2 separate regions of the Homo sapiens genome follow, and region 1 is linked to region 2. The links are chromatin loops, found by intact Hi-C in ENCODE. Cell type or tissue: mammary epithelial cell. All regions are shown on one strand. Each heading gives the region's core, and the rest is flanking DNA. Links, peaks and the distances in the headings are about the cores only. Region 1 has its middle 49 kb from the start of CSRP2. Region 2 overlaps ZDHHC17 (zDHHC palmitoyltransferase 17).

Region 1 (2,931 bases), core at 339-2,838, 140 kb before region 2:
AACAAAACATGCATTTAAATAGAGCTATTTTCTCTATAGCCAGCTGTCAGCTTAACTTGAGGCTTGTTCTCATATATGTCCATTGAATTTCATACTGGTATTTACTTTTTTAAAATATAATAATAATTACAAAGTAATTCATGGGTAAAGTAAAACAAATCAGAGTTGTATAAAAAAAAGTTAAAATCTGCTTCTTACCCATCCAACCCCTAAGGTAATTGGTATTAATGGTTTGATGTATATCCTTCAACACCTGTGGTTACAGGGAGTGAAACTGGTGTGGCCACTTTGGAAGGCAATTTGGTAATACCCATTAAATCTGAATTGTACAAATTATTTGATTCAGCAATTACATATCTTAGAATTTGTCTTACAGGTATACCCAAACACACAGGATAATCTTCATAGTATTGTTTATAGTAGCAACAGTTCAGAAACAGCCTAAAGCCTGATTAAAGGTGCATATCAAGTATAGGATACTATATAGCTCTAAAATATAATGAAGTAGATTGATAGGAAATGAAAAACCATGTCCAGAATGAATATGCATGTTTCTGTTAATACACACACATATATGTTCACTCTATACTACACACATACGTGGACTATGTGGATGTATACACACATGTGTGTGTATTTCTTCACTCTATACTTGATATATAGAGGCTATTTCTGGGACGACAACCAAGAAAATTCTCCATCGTAGCTGCCCTGGAGTCTGGGTGACTATTCATTTAGAATAAGAGGGAGACTTGCTTTATTATATACCTTTTAGTAGATTTGATTTTTTAACATGTGAATGTAGTCTTTTTTTCAATAAGAGAAAAATAGTGAGAAAAAATATGCCAATCTGATGGATGAAAATTATACTCATTGTTGGGCTTTAAATTTCCCTGGGTTGGCTGGGTGCGATGGCTCATGCCTGTAATCCTAGCACTTCGAGAAGCCAAGGGGGGGCGGATGACTTGAGGTCAGGAGTTCAAGACCAGCCTGGCCAACATGGCTAATACAAAAATTAGCCAGGCGTGGTGGTGGGCGCCTATAATCCCAAAAGAATTGCTTTAGTCCAGGAGGCAGAGGTAGCAGTGAGCTGAGATTGCGCCAGTGCACTCCAGCCTGGGCAACAGAGCAAGACTTCATCTCACAAAATAAATAAATAAATAAATAAATAAATGATAAATTTTCCTGGGTAAAAGTGAGACTGAACATGAGAAACTTTTTTCATGTGTATCACGGTCATTTACACTCCTTCGATGAGATGCCTATTAATATCATTTGCCCATGTTTTAAATTGAGTTAACTTCCTTATTAAGTTTTGTAGCTTTTCAAATATAGGAAATATTACCCCTTGTTTATAATATGTATTAAATATTTTTCCCAATTATTTTTTGTTTTATATTGCTGATAATTATTTTTGTCATTCAAAAATTTTTTGTTTGTTTTAGCAATACCACATCGGAGGCAGGGTAATGTAGGTACATTATTCTATCTCTTTCTTTATGGTTTCCCCTCTTGCTTAAGAAGTCCTTTTTCAACCAGAAGTTATTAAAATGCTACTTTTAACATTTAGATCTTTAATCCTCCAGAATTTATTTTTAAAGTATATGATTCAACCATTTTCTTTTAAATGTAGAACTAGTGCCATTTTGTGAAAGCCTTTCTCCCCAGGGAATTGAAATGCCAGCTGTCATATGTTAGTTTTCCATATGTGTCATTAATGCTCCTTTGCTCTCTCAGATTCATTATCTCCCCAGTCCTGTATCCCAGAGCCAGGCCCCCTTGTTTCCTGACTTAAAATTGGCTTTGGCCAACAGGAGGCGCCAGCAGATTGGAAAGACAAAGGGGTTTGACTATTTCTTCCTCCATGCCTTCCTTGCAGAGTCACCAAAGTGCTTCAACCCCCTTATTAGTTCCCATAACTCTGCCTAAATTCTGCAGATAGACACTCCTCTAAATTCTCTTCTAAGTCTCATATTTGCCTGTACCTTTTGTTTTTAGATTACTGTCCTTTCTTGTTCCTATTTTATAAAATGTGATAATGGCAGCTTGAATGTATTTTATCACATATTCAGTTTGCTATCTGGTTGTTCAAATACCTCAATATTCTGCCCTTTCAATATTTTCTTGGCGATTTTAACATGTTCATTTTTCCACTTGAAATAATTAATCCAGTCAGTTCTAAAAAGTTAAAATTATCATTAATATTGCATTAAATGTGTATATCAATTTGGTCATTTTTATGATACAGGTTTTCTCATTATTGAACATGGTACCACTCAGTATTTTCAAATGCTTATTACAAACCTCAACTCAATATCCACAAAACAGGTCAAACCAATTATTGCCCTTTCAAAGTTTGGCTTTATTTTTAAGTTCCCTCTCACTTAATGGCATTCACAATTACCCATGCTCAAAACCTAATGTCATTTTCATTTACTCTGTCATGCCTCACATCCAAATGGTTGCCAAGTCCTGTGATTATTAAGTGAAAAATATCTGTCAAATTATTTCCTCACCCTCTCAGAACTACAGACCCAAGTTCTCATCTCTTCAATGAATCGTCACTTACATTCCTTAATTAGCTCCAATCTCCAGCCCTCCTTAAATCTATTTTCACACTGCTTCCCAAATTATAATTTTAAAATACAGATATGAAAATGGCATTCCTCTGCTGAAACCTTCAATAATTTTAATGTAATAAAGTCAAAACATTTTTCATATTCCTGCTCCATCTACCTTTCTGGTCCCTTTTTCTTCCATTTACCCCGCAATCCACCAAAATACACACACACACACACACACACACACACACACACTCACTCCCCCATGCTCTAACCACATGGGCTCACTTGTAGTTTCCCAGACATGCTATTTCATTTCTGTCCTTGAAAATGCTCTAGTTCTATGCTGTCCAGTATGGTGGCCACCAGG
Region 2 (2,931 bases), core at 265-2,764:
AGTCACTTGGAAGATTCTTAACATTATCTAGTTGACAGTCAGAAGGTTTTTTTGTTTGTTTTAATAGTCCTGGCTTTGAAGAGAACTGGAAGGAGAGAAATTACCTCCAAAATCTGCTACTATAGGTAGCAGATAGTAGACAGGAATAGTAGACAGGAATGGGAAGAGCTGGGATAAGCTGAGCTGCGATAAACACTGCAGCAAAGAGAAATCAACATGACAAGACTCAATCTTATACAGCAGGTATAGGGCAAATACTAGTTTATATGCCAATGAGAGATGCCATAATACATGTTTATTTGCATACCTTGATGGGATTATATAACCAATCAACTATTCGCCAAGTGTCTATGTGCAAACTAGTTAACTTTTTAAAATGCTAGACCTATTGTGGTATAAGTGTAATCCGTCTTTGTCCCAGGTTCACGGCACAAGGCTCCTAAAATGCTTAAAATTTCTGAGTGATAGGACTGTTTTTTGTCATTCATTAAAGGTCCCTTTTGACTACACCAGAGTTTATGCCAATGAAGTGACCTGGAGTGGAGCCTATATAGCATAAACTCAGGAGGGGGCTGGTGACTAGAATGACCAAGTGATTAGAGAGCTGGAATTTTCAACTCTTCTTACTGACCTCCAGAAAGGAGAATGAGGTGCTGAATATTAAGTTCTATAAAACCTCCTGAAACAACATTTGACGAGTTTCTGGATTGGTGGAGACATTAAGGTTCTGAGAGGGTAGTATGCCTGGAGAGAGCATGGAAACCACACTCCCCTACTCAGACCTCCTCCCATACATCTCTTTCATCTGGCTGTTCCTGAGTTGTATCCTTTATAATAAACTGAAAAATGTAAGTAAAGTGTTTCCCTGTGTTCTGTGAGCAACTTATGCAAATTATCAAATCTGAGGAGGGAGTCATGGGAACCCAATTTATAGCCAGTCAGTCCAGAAATACTGGAGGCCTGATTTGTGACTGGCATCTGAAGTGGGGACTTCAGTCTTGTGGGACTGAGCCCTTGACTTGTTGCGTCTATGCTAATCCCAGATGTATAGTATAGTATACTAAGTATAGTGAGTTCAGGAATATTGTGAAAGAAGGGTAATGGAAGGGACTTGCCCTTCAAATTTAATTCTATTAAATTTATGGTATTTTGGGTCTCTACGGGTACTTGATTCATTTCTAAATTCTACCTAATACTAACGAACCTTCTTAAAACAAAATAAAACAAAAAGCATACGTATAAAGCTCCTTTTAAAAAAAATTATTTCACCCCAAATTACATTTGCAAAATAAAGGCATTTTGTTACAGCCATAGAAATAGGCAAAAAAAATTTGGCAACAAAGGAAAACCTGAGGTAGTGATTTCTTCTAAATTCTAGGCATATCATAAGGATCTTTAAAGGAATGCTTATTGTTCATAATAAAAAGAGGGCATAAGCATAAAAATATATAACCAAGTGAATAACAAAATGGCAAGAAAAACCAGTTTCCCCTATAAAATCATAAAATAACTTTTTAAAAATGTAATTAGTTAACATTGCCAGCAGATGGCACTATACTCAAGACAGACTCTTACAACCTACCTGAAACACCATGTTTTCTCGGCTTTTATTTTTAATTGACACAATAATTGTACATATTTATGGGATACAGAGTGATATTTCAATACAGGTATACAATGTACAATGACCAAAACAGGATAATTAGCATATCTATCACCTCAAACATTGATCATTTCTTTGTGTTGAGAACATTAAAAATCTGTGTTTGTATATTTGAAAATATACAATAAATTGTTAGTCAGTCTGTAATACTATAGAACACTAGGACTTATTCCTCCTAACTAGCTGTACTTTTATATCCCTTAACCAACCTTTAACTATCTCCTTCCTCCTCTTTCCTGCCTCTAGTAACCACTATTCTACTCCCTACTTCTGAGATTAACTTCTTTAGCTTCCATGTATGGGTGAGAACATGAGGTATTTAACTTTGTGATGAACTGTCTTTCAGGAAAGACTGAACAAAACTGATTTAGGAAAACATTTGGGAAAATATTCATCAACCTTAGCTCCCTTAAATAACAGTTTTCACTTCATTTCCTTCTAGCATTAATCCCTATCTATACATGTATTTGTAACAATATATGTATCGTATTGTATGCAGTGTATTATAATGTCTTTCCACAGACATTTGATGAATGAATATTTATTTATTTAGAGACAGAGTCTCGCTCTGTCACCCAGGCTGAAGTGCAGTGGTATGATCTTGGCTTGCTGCAACCTCCACCTCCTGGGTTCAACTGATTCTCCTGCCTCAGTCTCCAGGGTAGCTGGGACTACAGATGCGTGCCACTAAGCCCAGCTAATTTTTGTATTTTTAGTAGAGACGGGGTTTCACCATGTTGGCCAGGCTGGTCTCAAACTCCTGACCTCAAGTGATCCACCCACCTCGGCCTCCCAAAGTGATGGGATTACAGGTGTGCTCCACCGTGCCCAGCCTGATGAACATTTAAGTAAATGCCTATATGCATATGTTTCTCTCCTCTTCCTATCTCTTTAAAAAAAAGCTTCATTTTTTATAAGAGGTCTAGATTTACAAAAACAATGTCAAGAGAGTAGTTCTCATATTCCCCATGCTGTTTCCCCTATTAACAACAGCTAACAGTATGATACATTACCTTTAAAGAACCAATATTGATACACTATTATTAACTAAGCCCATACTTTGTGCAGAGTTCATTAGTTTTTGTCCAATGTTCTTTTTGTTCCAGGATCCCATCCAGGATACTACCTTACATGTCGTTATCATGGCTCCCTAGGCTACTCTTGGCTGTGACACTTCTCAGACTTCCCTTGTTTTTGATGACCTTGACAGTTTTGAGAATAACTAGTCAGGTATTTTGTAGTATGACCCTCAACTGGGATTTCTTTGA

Evidence for each region. A loop is a pair of places that touch in the nucleus more often than their neighbours do. Peaks named below come from ENCODE experiments on the same cell type or tissue, not always from the same donor. Only the 100,000 strongest peaks of a DNase experiment are listed, where the experiment ranks them.
Region 1: a loop joins it to region 2, with 3 times the contacts of the local background. A loop is called at or near these places in 6 of 110 quality-filtered maps.

The regions. Positions count from the first base shown.
Region 1 is chr12:76,926,261-76,929,191 of GRCh38, reverse strand. No RefSeq gene overlaps it. Among named protein-coding and RNA genes, the nearest start is that of CSRP2, 49 kb to the right of the region's middle. In mammary epithelial cell, for the core only: a CTCF peak has its summit at 1,817 (motif pointing right); no DNase peak of the experiment used is centred there.
Region 2 is chr12:76,789,786-76,792,716 of GRCh38, reverse strand. The region is part of intron 1 of ZDHHC17 (zDHHC palmitoyltransferase 17); the gene reads right to left. Among named protein-coding and RNA genes, the nearest start is that of ZDHHC17, 27 kb to the right of the region's middle. In mammary epithelial cell, for the core only: a CTCF peak has its summit at 1,553 (motif pointing right); no DNase peak of the experiment used is centred there.